Linked DNA regions of Homo sapiens: region 2 is linked to region 1. A link is a loop called in an ENCODE intact Hi-C map of the cell type or tissue named here. Cell type or tissue: PC-9. All regions are shown on one strand.

Region 1 (8,000 bases):
ACAATGTGGGTGAAGCTCAGACATTCTGCTGAGCCAAATAAGTGAGACATATACATCCTGTATGATTTTATTTATGGGACATTCGAGAACAGTCAAACCCAGCATATGGTGAGAAAAGTCAGGGAGTGGTTCTTCCTGGGCGAGGGTGTCTGGCTTCAGGGGGGCCACAGAGAACCCTCTGGGGGACTTGAAATGTTCGAGTGTGTGTATATATATGCAAAGGCACAAGATGTATGTGAAATATTTGTGCATTTTACTTCATGTAAGTGATGCATATTTTAAAAATTAATGAAGGCCGGGCTCAGTGGCTCAGGCCTCTAATCCCAGCACTGGGAGGCCGAGGTGGGTGGATCACCTAAGGTCAGGAGTTCGAGACCAGCCTGGGCAACATGGTGAAATCCTGTCTCTACTAAAAATACAAAAATTAGCTGGGCATGGTGGCAGGCACCTGTAATTCCAGCTACTAGGGAGGCTGAGGCAGGAGAATTGCTTGAACCCTGGAGGCAGAGGTTGCAGTGAGCTGAGATTGCGCCACTGCACTGTAGCCTGTGCTACAAGAGTGAGACTCTGTCTCAAAAACAAACAAAACTGATGGAATCTGCAGATCTTGTATAGACACACGTGCATGCTACACATGTACAGCCCTTCCCCCTGTGCACTGCCCCTCCCCCTGGCCCCCGCTGCAGCCCCCACCCTGAAATTGAATGCAAGCTTTGCCCTGACTTTTTGTGGTCTTGGGAATTTCCCTGCACCCCAAGCCTCAATTTCCCCATCTCTAACACAGAGGTGTTCGGAGTAGCTATCTCCAGGGGTTTATGTAAACTGCAGAGAGAACAGGGGAGCGTACACGTGAAAGCTTGCGGCACAGTGGACATAAGCTATTAGAATGACTAAAAATAGGAATATCTCTGGAATTCTCCAAGGCAGGAGGGCCCCAGGAAATGGCTTGAAACCAGCAAGAGACAGTTCTTCCCATCCAGATTTGAAGATGGAGATGAGTCCTTATGTGTGCCACATGCCTGGGCCCTGCTGCCCCCATCTAAAAGGTGACCTTGAGGCCTGCGGGTTGCAGATTCCATACATTTCTCCACCCCTATCCAAAAGCAATACGTGTCAGCGCGTGGGTTCGTGTGTTTTTGCAAGCGGTCATGCCAGAGCCAGTCTGCAAGCCTCATTGCTTGTGGATCACCTCAGTCCTGTGTCCTGGGCGCCTGGCCTTGCGGCAGCCTGCCTGGAAGGCACCACTGAGTCCTTCTTTCAGCCCCGTCTGGGGAAGGCAGACAGCTGTCTTAGCTGGGGCAAGGTCAGCAAAGACATCGCCTTCAGGATGACTTTTTCCAGTGGTTCCATGGACGAGACAGGATGGCAAATGTCCTCCCTTTCCTTTTTGGCATTTCTGGACCTGATTTATCCAGATGGAATTTCTCGACTTTCAGGCCTGTGTCTGTATGTGTCACCTCCGAACGAAGGGTGTGACAACCTGACTCTGGTCATTAATACACATGATTCATTGATTGAGAATCTACTTACTGTTAGGTGGTGTATGTGTGTGACTGGGTGGGGCGTGGGCAGCAGTGGTCTGGGGGCTTGTCAGAAAGTTTGCTGAGTGTCAGATTTGTTATTTGGAGGCAACCCATTGCTTTTCAAAGGGGTTCTTTCTCTAGGTTGTGCACACCTGCCGGATGAAGAATCTGTCCACCTTCCTGCTCTGTTTTGGGATTCTTTGTGGCCCCTGATGGGCAGGAAGTTATGAGAGTTGTCGGGGCGAGTGGCAGGAGGCGAGGTTTGCCTCTCTGTCTGCTCCCCTTTCCTCCGGCTACAGATCTGCGGTGCCAGCTGTGGCATCCTAAGTGCTGCCTTGGCGACAGACTGTCATGTCCCAAACCCAGGCCCTGGGACTCACGCCACCTCGGCATCGGGGTGAGCTCATCAAGCCGTGGGTCGGATCAGCTTGGCCAGGGATCAGTGGAGCCCTGTGGCCCTGCTGCCCATCGGAGGGGCATCCAGCCCCCAGGCCAGGCCCTGCTTCTCTCTTCCCAGCCACTCAAGCCTGAAAGCTCCATTTGCCTCTGCCCCTCCCTGTGCCCCCCAAGGACGGCTGCCTCTCAGAGGTTCCCTAGCTGGGTTTCTATTTTGGTCATACGATTCTGCTTCCCGAAAATTCCACCCGCCTGCAGTTCTAGGCAGAGAAGATGTTCTCTTGCTGTTCCTTTTTTCAAAAGTGATCTGTTGGCTGGCGGGTTGGCGCTGAGCGAGCGGCCACCTCAGACTTGGCTGTGTGTCCGTCTGCGAGGGTGAGCAACAGGCTCACAGAGCTTCCAGGGGGAGAGGCGCTGGCGGGGACCACTGTGTGGCCTGAGTGGATTTTTAAAATAATCTTTGACTCAATCCTGGGGCAAAAGGAGAGACTGTGAACATTCCCGAAGAAAGGAATCTGTGTCTTCAGTTGTCAGGGGCAGCCCACCTCCCGAGTGAAATGATGAGGCCCCCAGAGTGATTTCTTTTCCGGGGGGGATCCTTGCTTCCCTGTGTCAGGGTCAGGGTGTCGCCATCCAGGAAATCACCTCTTTCCTGAGATGCAGGATAAAGTAGTGGTTAGGGGGGTGGAGGAGCCAGGTTGCCTGAGAATGAATCTTGGCTCTGCTACTTAGAAGCTGTGTGACCTTGGGCAAATTACTCACCCTCTCTGAGCCTCATTTTCCCCCTATATAAAATGGGGAAACGATATCAGCTGCTTCATAGGGTTCTTGTGAGACAAATATGAACATACACTAGATGCGTACAGTTCTCGATATAAAGTAAGTGGTATAGATGTGCTAGTATTTTGATTATGACAAGCGGCTCACTGACCCACTAACACTTTAGTAAGATTTAGTCGATCCACTGCCAGGTAGCCTGGGAGGAAAAGTACAAAGTGTGGAATGGAGAGGGTGTTGGAAGCACGTTTTACCTCCTCCACACATTTTCTGAAGGTCAGCAGGATCTGAGGTAAAAAGAGAATTCCTAAAGTGCTGACCAACCCATTTTATTTTTATAAAAATGTCTTCCTTTTTTTCGTAATGCTTTCGAAGGGGTTGGGGACTAGTGCGTTCAAGTTGTTGTAAAATAGACTAACTATAGCAGGGAAAGGGCAGAATTGTCACCGAAAAGATTGTTCTTTCAATAATAATCCAGTAGGCCCCATTTACTGGGTATTGATTCTGTGTGTCTTGGGCTTTGCATAGGTTAGGGAAACCGACAGGCTTGTATCATCACCAGTGTCATCACCCCGTGTCACACATGAGGACATGGAGTTTCCCCAAGTCTCACAGCCGGGGGTGGGAGTGGATCTGGAGTCCCCTAACCCCGTGCTACCCTCTGTTGACTGAGACCTGGATCTCAGCGTAGAGCTCTTGCTTGGTGGGGCAAAGAGGAGGGCTGAACTGGCCTCCCCAGCAATCTTGTCCTGTAGTTTTTGGGAGTGGCCAGAGATTTCTCCACATATTCACAGGGCCTACCTATTGGGTAAGCACCCAGGAACTTGATGAAAGGAGGGGTGATAAGAATGAGAACTTTCAGGTGTCTGCCACAGAGATGAGCGTCACCTGCCAGGGCTGAGAGTGAGAAGATGTCTCATTTCTGAATCAGTTCAGGTTGAGGGCGTGAGTCATGAGTTGATGCTTCCAGCAGTCTTTGGGCCTCTGCTGTGCGCAGGCCTCCTGTGCCATGCTGGGGCTCTAAAGCCAGGAGCCGTGGTTCTCAGCTGGGGGCGAGCCTGCCTGGCAGGAGATGTTTGGCGATGCCTGGAGACATTTTTGGTTGCCACAACGGGGAGAGGGACAGGGCAGCTGCTATTGGCATCCAGTGGGTAGGTGGCTGTGAGGATCAAGTAATTTACTACATGTAATGTGCTTATAACAATGCCTAGCATGTAAGTTCTCAATATATTTTAGCTGCTTTTTCTGCATTATAATCATCTTCATAATAATTATTGATGTAAGACTCCTATCTGCCTCTAAGAACCTCAGAGTCTAGAGGGTAGACAGACGAGTGAATCCATAGATAGACTTCAATGTGGGACTCTGTGGGACCTGGGAGTGTAGAAGAGCTGCCTGATCCAGCCTGGGGAAACAGGGAGGGCCTCCAGGAGGGGGTGGCTCAGGTCAAGTCATGATGGATAAATAGTGGCTTGTTAGGAGATGTAAGGTCGGGAGGTATGGAAGGGAGTTCTGGGTAAGGGGAACAGCATGTGCGTGACATGGAGGTACAGAGGCCCTTGAGCAGCAACCTCTGAATCCCCCATCCCTGCTTCTATCTTCTTCCTCCCTTTGGTACTGATGCTTCGTATGCAGGCCAGGTACCTCCCATGGTAGGTGAAATGGATTTTAGGTGGTCCACCAGTGAGGACGTTGTATGTGCTAAGAACTATTTTTCAGCGCTATTTTCTCTTTGAACTAGTCAGAAGGAGTGGAGTTTCAGGCCAGGCATGGTGGCTAATGCCTGTAATCCCAGCACTTTGGCAGGCCGAGGTGGGCAGATCACTTGAGGTCAGGAGTTCGAGACTAGCCTGACCAACATGGTGAAACCCTGTCTCTACTGAAAACACAAAAAAATTAGCCGGGCATGGTAGTGGTCACCTGTAATCCCAGCTACTCAGGAGGCTGAGGCAGGAGAATCGCTTGAACCCGGGAGGCGGAGGTTGCAGTGAGTCGAGATCGCACCACTGTACTCCAGCCTGGCAACAGAGCAAGACTCTGTCTCAAAAAACAAAAAACAAACAAACAAAAAAGGAGTAGCGCTTCAGTGAGGTACTGCTGTACCATTGACACCTTTCTTTCTAACACTGGCTCCTCCCTTTCCCTGTTCCTAGGTCTTGACTTTCTGGGGTCTTGGAAATGTTCCATATTTTGATTATGTTGGTGGTAGCAAGAATGTATGACATTTGGCAAAACTCGTCAAACTCTATACTCAAAACACTGACATCTGTGTATATGAGTTATACCGCAGAAGCATTGGCGGGGGCGGGGCTGTATAAAGCCTCAGACTCAGAGCCTTTGCCCAGCCACTGTGTCTTGCTTGAATTTAGTAAGTTTTATTTTTATTGTATTTTTACCCTACCTTCTATTTATGGAGGTGACATTGATTTTCCATCTGCAGTAGTGGTGTAAAGTTTCCTTTTAAAATAAAAAAAAAATAAGTGAGTGAATTTAAATACTAGAAGTATTAAGTAAATACTTTTTGGTGGCACATGGATAGAGCAAAGATCGTGCAAGTGGTTAAAAAAAAAGCAAGCTTTTTGGAAATCCTCCTGAGAACATTTGGTGGTTCTGAGATGAAACTAACTTCACCCAGTGCCGTGCGGGCATCGTGATGACTGTAAGAAAGCCGCCTGTGAGCGTGGCAGTTGTTTAAGGAGAAATAGTGACGAATCTCAGCCACTGACTTAGAGAAATATTTTAATGATGTGCTATTTGTGAAATTTACTGTCAAATACCCAGGGGACTGAGAATTAAATGATTATTAATTATCTTCATATTCCCTGCTTGCTGGTAAACATTTAAAGTCTTGTCAAGAGGAAAAAAAAAAAACTGCCGCTTGGATTAATGAAAACCAATGTAAATGCTTTAAATACTTTTGCTCAGCACACTGGAGCTTTCTGTTTTTCAGAGCTCCTAGGGAGTGTGAGTGATGTGTGTTTTCAGGACTGCGTTTCTGTGGACTGTGCACATCAGCCCCAAGGGTGTGTTTCTGATAAGATACAGTGCAGTTCTTCTGATACGGCCGGAATTTTTGCTAAGAAACTTTTTGTGTTTTGTTTTTCTGGTTCGAAGGGCAGTGAATTCTCAGAATGTTGTCGGCCATGGGTTTGACATTCCTCTTTTCCTAGATTAAAACTCTGTGCTCTGTTACCTTCTAGGAAGGCGTGTGTGTGTGTATGTGCGAATTCAAATACACATTTACATTAAACTACAGCCTCACAAGAACTCCAGGCCTTACAGATGCTAGCTAGAAAAATCAAAGGATTTCAGAGCCAGAAGCCACCAAGGAAACTGATTCAGTTTAATGCTGTTCAGTTATAAATGAGAAGGTGTTGAGGCCTCCAGTGGGTGGGGGACTTTTCCAAAGTCACGCTGCTACTTAGTGGCGGAGCAGGACTGCACTCTTCATTTCCTGCTTCGTAAAACAGGGTTTCATTACTGTATATCATGCTATGTCACCTACCACCTATGAAATAAAATTAAAAATGTTTCTTTTGGGAGTTACATTTATTTTCTTACACAATTACACAAATCAAAGGAAGTCTCCTTTCTGCCATGCCACTGTCCTCCCATTCCTTAGTTCCCCTCCCTGGAGGATGTCACTATTACTTGTGACTTCCAGAGAAAGCCTGTGCATCCTTCAGCTGTGCGTGTACATCTGTCTGTGTGTGTACATATGTGTGTGTACATCTGTCTGTGCGTGTACATCTGTACATCTGTGTATATATGTGCAGGTGTAATCTGTATACATCTGTGTGTACATCTGTCTGTGTACATTGTGTGTACATCTCTCTGTGTTTGTGTACATCCTCTCACTTTTTATGCTGTGCACACTATACAGCTTGCTTTTCTCTAATACTAAATCTCAGTGGTCATTCCATGTCAATGCATAAAGAACTTCTTCAGGCCTTTTTGTAGCTATACTGTATCCCATCATATGAATGAGCCAGAATTAATTCATCCCCAATAGATGGGCTTTGGGTTGCTTCCAGTCTTTTGGGATTACAGTCAGGGTTGTAGTAATGAATCTTAAGCATACACAGGTCATTTTGCACAGGTGAGAGTATATCTGCAGGAAGAATTTTTTTTTTTTTTTTTTTTTGGGACAGGTTCTCATCCTGTCACCCAAGCTGGGAGGTGGTGGTACGATCATGGCTCACTACAGCCTTGATCCTCCCACCTCAGCTTCTCCAGTGGCTGGGACTACAGGTAGGTGCCACCATGCCCAGCTAATGAAAAAAAAATTTTTGTTTTAGAGATGGGGTCTCTACGTTGCCCAGGCTGGTCTTAAACTCCTGACCTCAAGCAATCTTCCTACCTCTGTCTCCCAAACGGTTGGGATTCCAGGTGTGAGCCACCATGACTGGCCCAGGATGAATTTCTAAAAGTAGCATTGCTTGGTTCCGAGGGCACATGTGGTTCCGGGGGCACGTGTGTTTGGAATTTTCATGGATATTACAAAATGACCCTCTCTAGAGTTATAGCCTTCTATCTTTTGGTTTGGATATTAGCATCTTTGAGTAATAGTTTATTCCAGGTAGACTTTTCTGAACTTGCCTCATTCATTCAGCCAACACATCCTTTCTGAGGGCCTGTTTAGTGGCAGGACCATTCCAAGTGCTTAGGGGCATGGCGGAGCAAGAGTCCTCATGGCATTTGCTGATTGGTGGGGGTGGATCTCGAGGTCGAGGGAAGGGCAGACTGGAGGTCGAGGGAAACGGAGCACTCCACAGTTCCTCAGTCGTTATGGTGAGATGTGCACAGAACACAGCAGGGGCCTGTGAGTGGGGCCTGAGCTAGTCAAGTGGTCAGGGGTCCTTCTAGAAGCATGCAGTACTTAAGCCCAGCTCATGGGCATGAATGGGCTTTAGTCCTGTGGAGAAGGGGGCCTGGCAGTGGGTAGGGGAGGAGCTGTTGAGGCAGGGGGAGCAGCAAGTACCAAGGTCCCGGGGCAGGAAGGAGCTTGATGCTTTTAAAAACTCCCCTTTGCCAGACACGGTTGTTCTCGTCTGTAATCACAACACTTTGGGAGGCTGAGGTGGGAGGATCACTTGAGCTCAGGAGTTGGAGACTAGCCTGGGCAACATAGTGAGACCTCCTGTCTACTAAAAATAAAAAAAAATTAGCTGAGCCCGGTGGTGTGCACTGGTAGTCCCAGCTACTTGGGAGGCTGAGGTGGGAGGATTGCTTGAGCCTGGGAGGTGGAGGCTGCAGTGAGCTATTATTGCGCCACAGCACTTCAACCTGGGCAGCTGAGTAAGA
Region 2 (8,000 bases), 140 kb after region 1:
CCTTCCTCCCAACTGTTTCCACTGAGCGCACCCAGTCTCCCCTAGTCTTCCTCTGTGGGTGTGATTTTTGTGATTTTTACAAACAAAACCCTTGAAGTTCTTGGCAGATGTGTTTGTTTCTGTTTGCATGTACTGCAGATACCCCAGGACAAGCGGGGGATTCATTTTTCAGCCATTCAGTTGTTTCCTCAATAATCCGCAGCAAAGTGAAAATATTCTTAGCACTCAGACTGTACTTAGAGTGTTTTCTCAGTCCAGTCTGTACAGTCTGTAGGCAGAAGGCCTCAGAAGAAAGTCATGGCCACTCAGTGCCCACTGTGGGCTTTGTAAGTCCTGGCTCTCCCGTCAAGGTTACCCAGAGGTAAAAGCTTCCTGGGAGTGGGGCCAGGTGTGTTTGGCACTCCAGATAGAAGGCAAAATGCTCAGATTCGGGCCTGTGCACTTGTATGCAACCTGTCGGTCGATACCTAGCATTTATTTTTCCCTGACAATGAACGACCTTTCCCTCACCCACCCTAAGCTCAAAGAGTTTAGCAAAATTCTCTTTTAAATAAACAGAATGCCAGTAAGAGGTTGACCCCTACCATGGAACTTCTGGGATGCTAAATACTTCCTCATGAACAAAATAAGTTCCTTATTATAAGTTCCTTATACTAGCAGCTTCACCTAAAGAATTTTCTCTCCAGCAATATTGACTTCACTGGGGAAAAGCCAAGAGTGTGTGGTGAGTGATTTGTTCTCACTCGACCTGGCTAGGACTGGCTAGGAGCTGTTTTTTGTACATGAGGGAATTTGGGCTTTCCTCAGTTATCTGAATGTTTTACCCAAGTGCCTTCCTGCTATTGTAGCAAAGTAGCTCAGCTTCCTTGTCCACAGGGTGAAAAAGGACTAATGCATTTTCCATCAGTTTTCTAACTATGTTAGCAAAAACGGCCTCCTGGTAGCTCAACCTCCTGTACGCGTGTGTGTGTGTAATACACACACAAATAAACCCCTCTGTTTTTCTAAGACATCTTAGCTGGATATTATAGGAAGCACTTTCATAAACAACTGTAACAAATCGCAAAGGAAAGAGAAACAAAAGCATTAGATTTGAGACATAAACAGGCAAGAGAAAGTGTATTAGGAACTGACAGCTATCAAGGAAGTTTTGTCAGTTACAAATGCTAGGAGGAAATTTTGCCAAGAAGGATGGCTCATGAAATATTTCCAGTACGGGAAGAGGCAATAAGATCCTCTAAGAGAATGAGAAAGTAGGGGTGTCTAAATGGTAAAGATGGGTGTGTTGCACGTGTGTTAGAAGGATCTCAGTTGAGTGAAGGTTTGCACTGCTACATCTAAGTTAATGTAAATATGTAGCACTCTGACAGGTCTACCGTGTTGCTGAATGTAGTATATTTCCAAAGTTTGCAAGTCTTCCTGTATTGTACAAAGATGCTGCTGCTTGATAATATGTATAGCAATCCAGATTAGTATGTTATTAAATTTTATTTTCTTACCTGTATTTTTATGCTTTTTACCTGTCCTCAAAATATTACACCCCTGTTGGAATTAGATTTATATTTATAAATGGTCAGAAATCTTTTTAAGTGTCTCTTTTTACACATAGGTTGATTTTTTTTTCTTAAGAGAAATGATGTATTCTTGAAACATTTGTTACTCATTCCAGGAAACAAAAACCCATATAATAAAACCCCCACTCAGAGCCTGTTAGTCACCTCTCTAGAAGATGGCATCTCAGGAGAAGGAATGGCTTTGTGGAAGAAGGAATCACCTTTTTCTTGCTCAAGAATTATGCTGACTTCAGCCCTGAGCCTGGATCTGGTCACTGAGAATCATCAAGTGTCTAGATCCTCCCCCCAAAATAACTAATTTAGTAGGTGATTTTGATTTTAAAAAATTGACACCAAAACCCTGCCTGCATTGTAATGGAATTCGAAAAGAATTCATGTTCACAGAACTCAACGTTCAGGCTAATATTTACAGAAGGGACCAAATCTAAATCCTGGTAGATAACTCCTGTATGCTTTATCCAAAGGACACCCACAGTTTTCCAGCATAGATATAACCAAGGATGAATTGATTCCTTCAAAGAACTGGGAGGCACGGATATTGCATTTTTTGTTTACATCCAGTAGCCAAGACGCCTCAGTGAGCCAGTCTTGGGCAGAGGCTGTCACATTTAGGCAGATTGGAAGTTGGTATGTTCTAATTCTCACTCTGGACTACAGTGAGGCTGAATTTATCATGTCAAAAAAAAAAAAAAAAAAAGACCTTTCCAAGTGCTTTCTATTGCTCAGAATTGAAAGAATGTTTTCATTTCAAGTTTACAAGAGGCATGGATGGAGTTGTGACGTTCTTGACAAGCTGGGCTAACCTTTCCCGAACTTGTTTCCCGGAGGCAAGGTGCTCGGTGACCCAGCGCATCTTAACCTTGGGTCTCCTAGGCTCGAGGCTAGGGCATTACGTTTCGTGGAACCAAAGCAGCCAATTGCATAGCAAGTATTTTCCTGCATTCCAATTAAATGCTTAAGAAAAAGCAGCATCCTATAAAATTGTGATCATAAACATCCATTTCCCTCAGCTTTTGTGAGTGCCTTGACTTACAGCCAACATCACTGTTTAACTCAGTCTGTTTAAAAACAAACTTTTCTGGTGGTTGATAACAGAGAGTTGCTCCCTGAGCCATCAGGGTCCTGGGAGCTGGAAGTGAAAGGGTTATTAACATTCTACCTTTATGCAGCTGTTGGCTGACCAGAATAAACTCCCTGCTGAGTTCAAGCTTTGAATGGAATGGATGCAAATGATGTTGTTTCCATTAGAGCAGGTGCTCACAGCATTCTGATTGGCCTGAGCAGACCGAGGCTATGGCTGTTGGGACAAGCTTAGCATCCTGGACATCTTGTCAAAGAACCTCACTCACCCCTCTGGCCTCTACAGCCCTCAGAGGAGAGAAAACCAATTCTCCAACAAACAGGTCTCTCCAACATGGTGGTGCTGGCAGGCTTAGGTTTAGAAAATCCTGACTGTTAAAGGCGTTTGAATACATCACATTCCTATGCAAATGTTTTTAATCTCCAGTTTAATGTAGTTTATTTTTCCTATATGTAAAGTATTTTTATACGGCTTGTATCATGATAGTTTAGCAATAAAACAGTTGGAAGCAACATCTACTTTGGTGTATCTTTCTTTTCCAGAGAGGCTACTCAAATATTCCCTTTACATTTCGGGCTCCCTCAGCAAGGAACATTTTGTGTGTGTACATAAGTGTGTGCATTTACTCCTCGTCTCAGCCCTAGGAGGTAGGTACAGTCCCACCGTGCTTGTGACTCAGGCTCAGAAGCCACTTGCCGGAGGTGACAAAGCCACATGGTCAACCTGAATTTGTCTGGTTCTCTCCAGCACAGCTCTGCTGTAATCTGTGCCTTTAGACTACTTTTGAGGTAGCATTCATAAAAGAGATTTATGATGCCCACCTTAGACCAGCTTTCCAAGGGTCCCAAAGCATTCATGGTCAACTGGGCTAAGCCAGCCACTTGGAAGGCAAAAGCCATCATTTTTATTTGAGCATCTTGCAAAATATCAAGGCTAAAGAAAAAAAATGCACCTTATACCTTCAAACCCACAAACATAAGTACTAGAACCTTCTAGCCAAGTTCCTCCTTAAAACAGCTTTTGCCCTCCTGTAGCTAAAGCACCTAAGAGGTTTGGAAGTAGCTGCTATTTTTAATGTCTTAATATGGTTCGAACCTCCTCCCACCCTTTAACCCCAGGGAAACGGGATACCTGCCCCCGGCCCTGTGTTTTAGGGACCCACTTCACCCCACCATAGCCCTGCACTTGGAATGTCTTCCTGGGAATTTTCTAGCCCCCCATTCCAGTGCGTGTAACCAGCACTACCAAATGGGCAGGGGTCCCAAGCTCAGACAGGGACCTGCATGGGTCCTGGCTGCTGGAAGTGTCTATCTTGAAATAGCCTTAGTCTCCCTCTGGTGGCTGGGACTAGCTGGCTCCCATTTCTCCCCTTCAGATGCCCCAAAGAGCTCTAGAACCTGCACCTACAGGGTCCAGGCCAGCTTCCAGAAGAGCACCCTGGTGAGCAGATTGCTCCTGATGGCTGGTGCAGTATTTTCATTGTGATTTTTGTGGGATGGTGTGAGACTGAATCACCAGAATGGTGCTGATTTAGGAATGGCTCAAATTGCACATGCAGACAGGAGCCCCACAAAAAATATCTGCCCAGGGCTACACCTAAGAGGCAACTGTGCCCCACTAAGATGATTGCTGCCGCTGCGGCCAACTGTTTTGCTTTAACTCACTTTCTGAAAACCTTACACCACTTCTCCTGAATCGAAAGTCAAAATCACTTAAGCAGAGGACAAGGCTAAAACTATACAGTCATTTTTAAAAAAGAAAAAACAAAAAACAAAAAACAAGTCTGTGTTCTACATTTATATTTAAGCCACACTTAATAAACACAAATTTGGCCTGTGCCTCAGTTTCCCCAGATATAAAATGAGTTCTCTAGTCCCCACCTCACAGGTGCTGCATGTTTAATCAATATTACCTATCGATCCACTGTCCCGTCATTTAACAAACAGATTTCAGATTCACCTAAGGCATATCATGGAGCCTTGAGCTCATCTTGAGACCTCATTTGACTAATATCTGGAAGAAAACATTTAGAGCTCTGACTATGGGATTTAAATTTTTCTAAATAGATCATTAAAGCCAGAAACTTGAGTTTATCCAATTTTCAAAACCTGAGATAACAAGGAAGTTCGTATTGGAGCATCTTGGGGTCACTTTGCCAGGAGTTTGCAAATCTGAACATTGTTCCTTGCTGTATCCAACAGCATGGGGTAGTTTCGTACAAAGGAGCAGAAACAGAACAGTGGTTTCGTGCCAAGTTGGGATTTAAGAAGTGGTAAGATTGACAGGAGAAAACAAATGCTGACTCCTACTCAGCCTCTTCATGTTCATACATTGGGAGGAAACTGGGTTCCTGGTAGGACCAGGTTGAGTATAAAATAACGCTGAGGACAGAGGCACAGAACCACAAGGACCTTTAAGAAATGAAAGTGAAGTCATTTCTTTTGTCTGTGGATCCCCAGTAGCTGTGATGGGGTATAGGGGACACACTTGCTATAAACCTCATGACATTTTGTGGTACAAAGATGGACAAGGTCAGACCAAACTTTCTCCAAAAAGGGCTTCTCACTCTAAACCACCTCTTGCCCTGCCCTCCTGGTAAAATTCAGAAGTTGAGCTTTGTAAATGGCCCGATGAGGAGTTATCAAAGAAACAAAACCCCCTGCTGTATATCTGCCGTGTCCCAGGCCCTCTAGGAATCCCTGATTTACGAAAAACTTCAAGCTCTGAAACATTGCGCTGGACTCGAGACAGGAAGTACAGTGACAATTCACTCTGATTTCCAGGGGCTATACTTTTTACATCAGTGATCCCTAAATTTTTTGTTGAAATGGGGACACTTCATCCTTCTATGAAATACTGACAAAACTCCTTGAAAACACGTTGCCAACAGTTTCTGCTGCTGTGCAAAGTGTCAGAGGATATTTGATTCAGAACCCTCTGCCCTTAATACCATGAGAAAAAAGCATTCACAGGACAACCGTGGAGAGGGTTGTATTTACACCTTCACATACACACGTGCCAGACTCCTGTATGACCTCCCCAACTATGTGCCTTCTTCTCTTTGGTAGCCAGGAGGCATTTTGAGTTCAACATGCCCCAAAATTTCCTGATTCCCAATCTCCTCTTCCTCCCTTCTCCCAACACACACCCATCTTACTCATCAGTTTATGGCAACACCATCTACACAGTCGCTTAGTCAAAACCCTGGGAATAACCCCGGATCCTTCACTGTCCCCACTGCCCACATATCAGCAAGTCCTGCTGGGTCCCTTCTGAAATCATCCCACCTCTATGCCTCATGCTCACCAGAACACCCTCATCTCCTACCTGGATGACACAACAGCCCTTTGCTGGTGTACTCCCGACCTCCCCGTCCACACAGCAGCCAGATCGAGGTTAAAGCAGCCTCAGATCCCATCACAGCCCTGTTTAAAGCCCTCCACGGCTTCCCTTTGCGTTCAGGATGATCCGAATTTCAGGCAAGAGGCTCAGCCATCTTCCTCGGCCCCAAGTTCTCCAGCCTCCAGGTCTCTTTTCTGTTCCTTGCCCAGACCACACCATTCCCCACCTCTCTCTCTGTCTCCTCCTAAAACTTGAAACGCTTTGACCCCCGAGTTTCGTGGACTGGCTCTTCCTCATTCTTCAATTTTCCAATCAAATTCTTGTCCTCAGAGGACTTCAGTGACCGCTGTCATGTGGGACCTACCCCATGCCCCACCCACACATGCACTCAGCCTGGCATGTCAAAAACGCTGTTTGGATGGCCGTGTGCATGTTTGCTGCCTGTCTCTTGCCCCTGTAAATTCCATGGCGGCGACGATTGTCTTGATTTGCTCAATGCCATCTCTCTACCACCCTGGCATGCGGTATGGTAGGCCCCCAGGAACCGGGTGTTAAATGAGCAAACATGCCTTTTCCTGTGCATGGAGAACAATGGGCTCATCTGGCATGTATGGAAAATTAATCATTTCCTAATATTTAACACATTTTATAAACCAAACAACTGACTCAAGGGAGACTTTCCTCCTGCCCCACATGGCTCGGTTTATTCATCTCTAATTACACAGCAGTGTATTCCAGCCTGTCTTCTAGACAGAGCCAGTTCCCTTTGCTACAGAAAGCCAAAGGCCATAATTCCCTAGAATCCTGGAGCCTGCCAGGCCAGTTATCTGCTTTCTGGCAGCCTGCAGTCACCTGTGGCCCTCCTGCTTGTAAAATGCTCACTGCTGTGGCTCAACAGCTCCTTGGGGACAGGTAAGAGAAGGGCCGGCCAGCCAGCTGCCGTTTACAAGCCCAATCTGAAACCGGCTTCTCGGGGGAGTCTGTTTGACAAGGTGAATAACGGATTGTTTGCAGTGGAGCGAGGTGCGGCCAGCGCCTGTAGCTTGCTATGTTAGATGGTGCTAACGCGCTCCGGCTGGGCGCCTCTCCATCTGGTCCTCCCCAGATACACCTGCAGCCGTGCAGTTCAGGAGCCCACGTTCTCATTTATCCTCCCCGTGGTGCAAATAAGCCAGGGCACCCTCTGTGTGCTGCTGGGGTCTTCGACACAGACCTTGGCCCCTGAGCTGGGCTCCAGGATCTGAAGGTGCAAGGGCAGGCTCTCCTAAAATCTGCCCTGTGGACACCCCACCCCCCGTCTCCAGTTCCCTAGACCAGCACTGCCCAGAGTATGTCCAGGGCTCCTCGGAGAGTCGGGCAGTGGGGGTCCCAGGTCCCGTGACTTCCATCTCCCAGGGCTCACGGCCTCCCCTCTGGGACGAGTCTCTTTTGCCATTTATCCCTGTTTATGTCACTCTCATCTCATCCCCTGCGTCTCACTCTGACCCCCATGAGGCTCAGACCCCACTTTCTGCCCCACAGCCCCATGAAATGGTGCTGCCCATCCCTCTGCACCTCACTGCCCCCCATAAACAAACCCCCACATCCTCAGTCTTCCCTCCCCCCAGGGCCTGCGTGTTTTCATCCTAGCTGAAACCCACCGCTCCTGAGCCCTGTCTCCTTGCAGGCCTCTGCGACAATTAGCACAAACTTAGTGGCATAAAGCAACACAAATTCATCACCTCACAGTGCTGGAGGTCCAAGGTCCAAAGTAGGTCCCGTGGGGCTAGCATCCTGGTGTCAGGAGGGCTGCGCTCCTTCTGGGGGCTCTGGGGGAGAAGGTTTCCTCATCCTTTCCAGCTTCTTTGGAAATAGACACGGCTGCCCGCATTCCTTAGCACTCAGCTCTCATCTGCTGGGCCAGCCATCCCATCACTCTGATTCCACTTCCAGCCTCACGCCTCTTTCTCTAACAAACTCTCACATCTCTTTCTTTTGCCTCTAAAGACTCCTGTGATTACATG

Evidence for each region. A loop is a pair of places that touch in the nucleus more often than their neighbours do. Peaks named below come from ENCODE experiments on the same cell type or tissue, not always from the same donor. Only the 100,000 strongest peaks of a DNase experiment are listed, where the experiment ranks them.
Region 2: it touches region 1 in a loop (2.8-fold over the local background); 22 of 110 quality-filtered maps call a loop at or near these places.

What each region holds. Positions count from the first base shown.
Region 1 is chr20:51,526,926-51,534,925 of GRCh38, reverse strand. All of the region lies in intron 1 of NFATC2 (nuclear factor of activated T cells 2), which reads left to right. Among named protein-coding and RNA genes, the nearest start is that of NFATC2, 12 kb to the left of the region's middle. RefSeq lists enhancers at 825-2,024, 3,456-3,625, 3,666-3,715. In PC-9, no CTCF peak of the experiment used is centred here; DNase peaks (open chromatin) are centred at 1,465, 1,835 and 3,595; H3K4me3 peaks cover 921 bases; H3K27ac peaks cover 3,586 bases.
Region 2 is chr20:51,382,130-51,390,129 of GRCh38, reverse strand. It overlaps NFATC2 (nuclear factor of activated T cells 2), which reads left to right. Exons shown (of 11, transcript NM_012340.5): 11 at 1-3,167. The region is part of intron 2 of LOC105372663 (a long non-coding RNA gene); the gene reads right to left. Among named protein-coding and RNA genes, the nearest start is that of MIR3194, 67 kb to the left of the region's middle. In PC-9, CTCF peaks have their summits at 3,777 and 3,977 (motif pointing left); a DNase peak (open chromatin) is centred at 1,709; H3K27ac peaks cover 1,769 bases.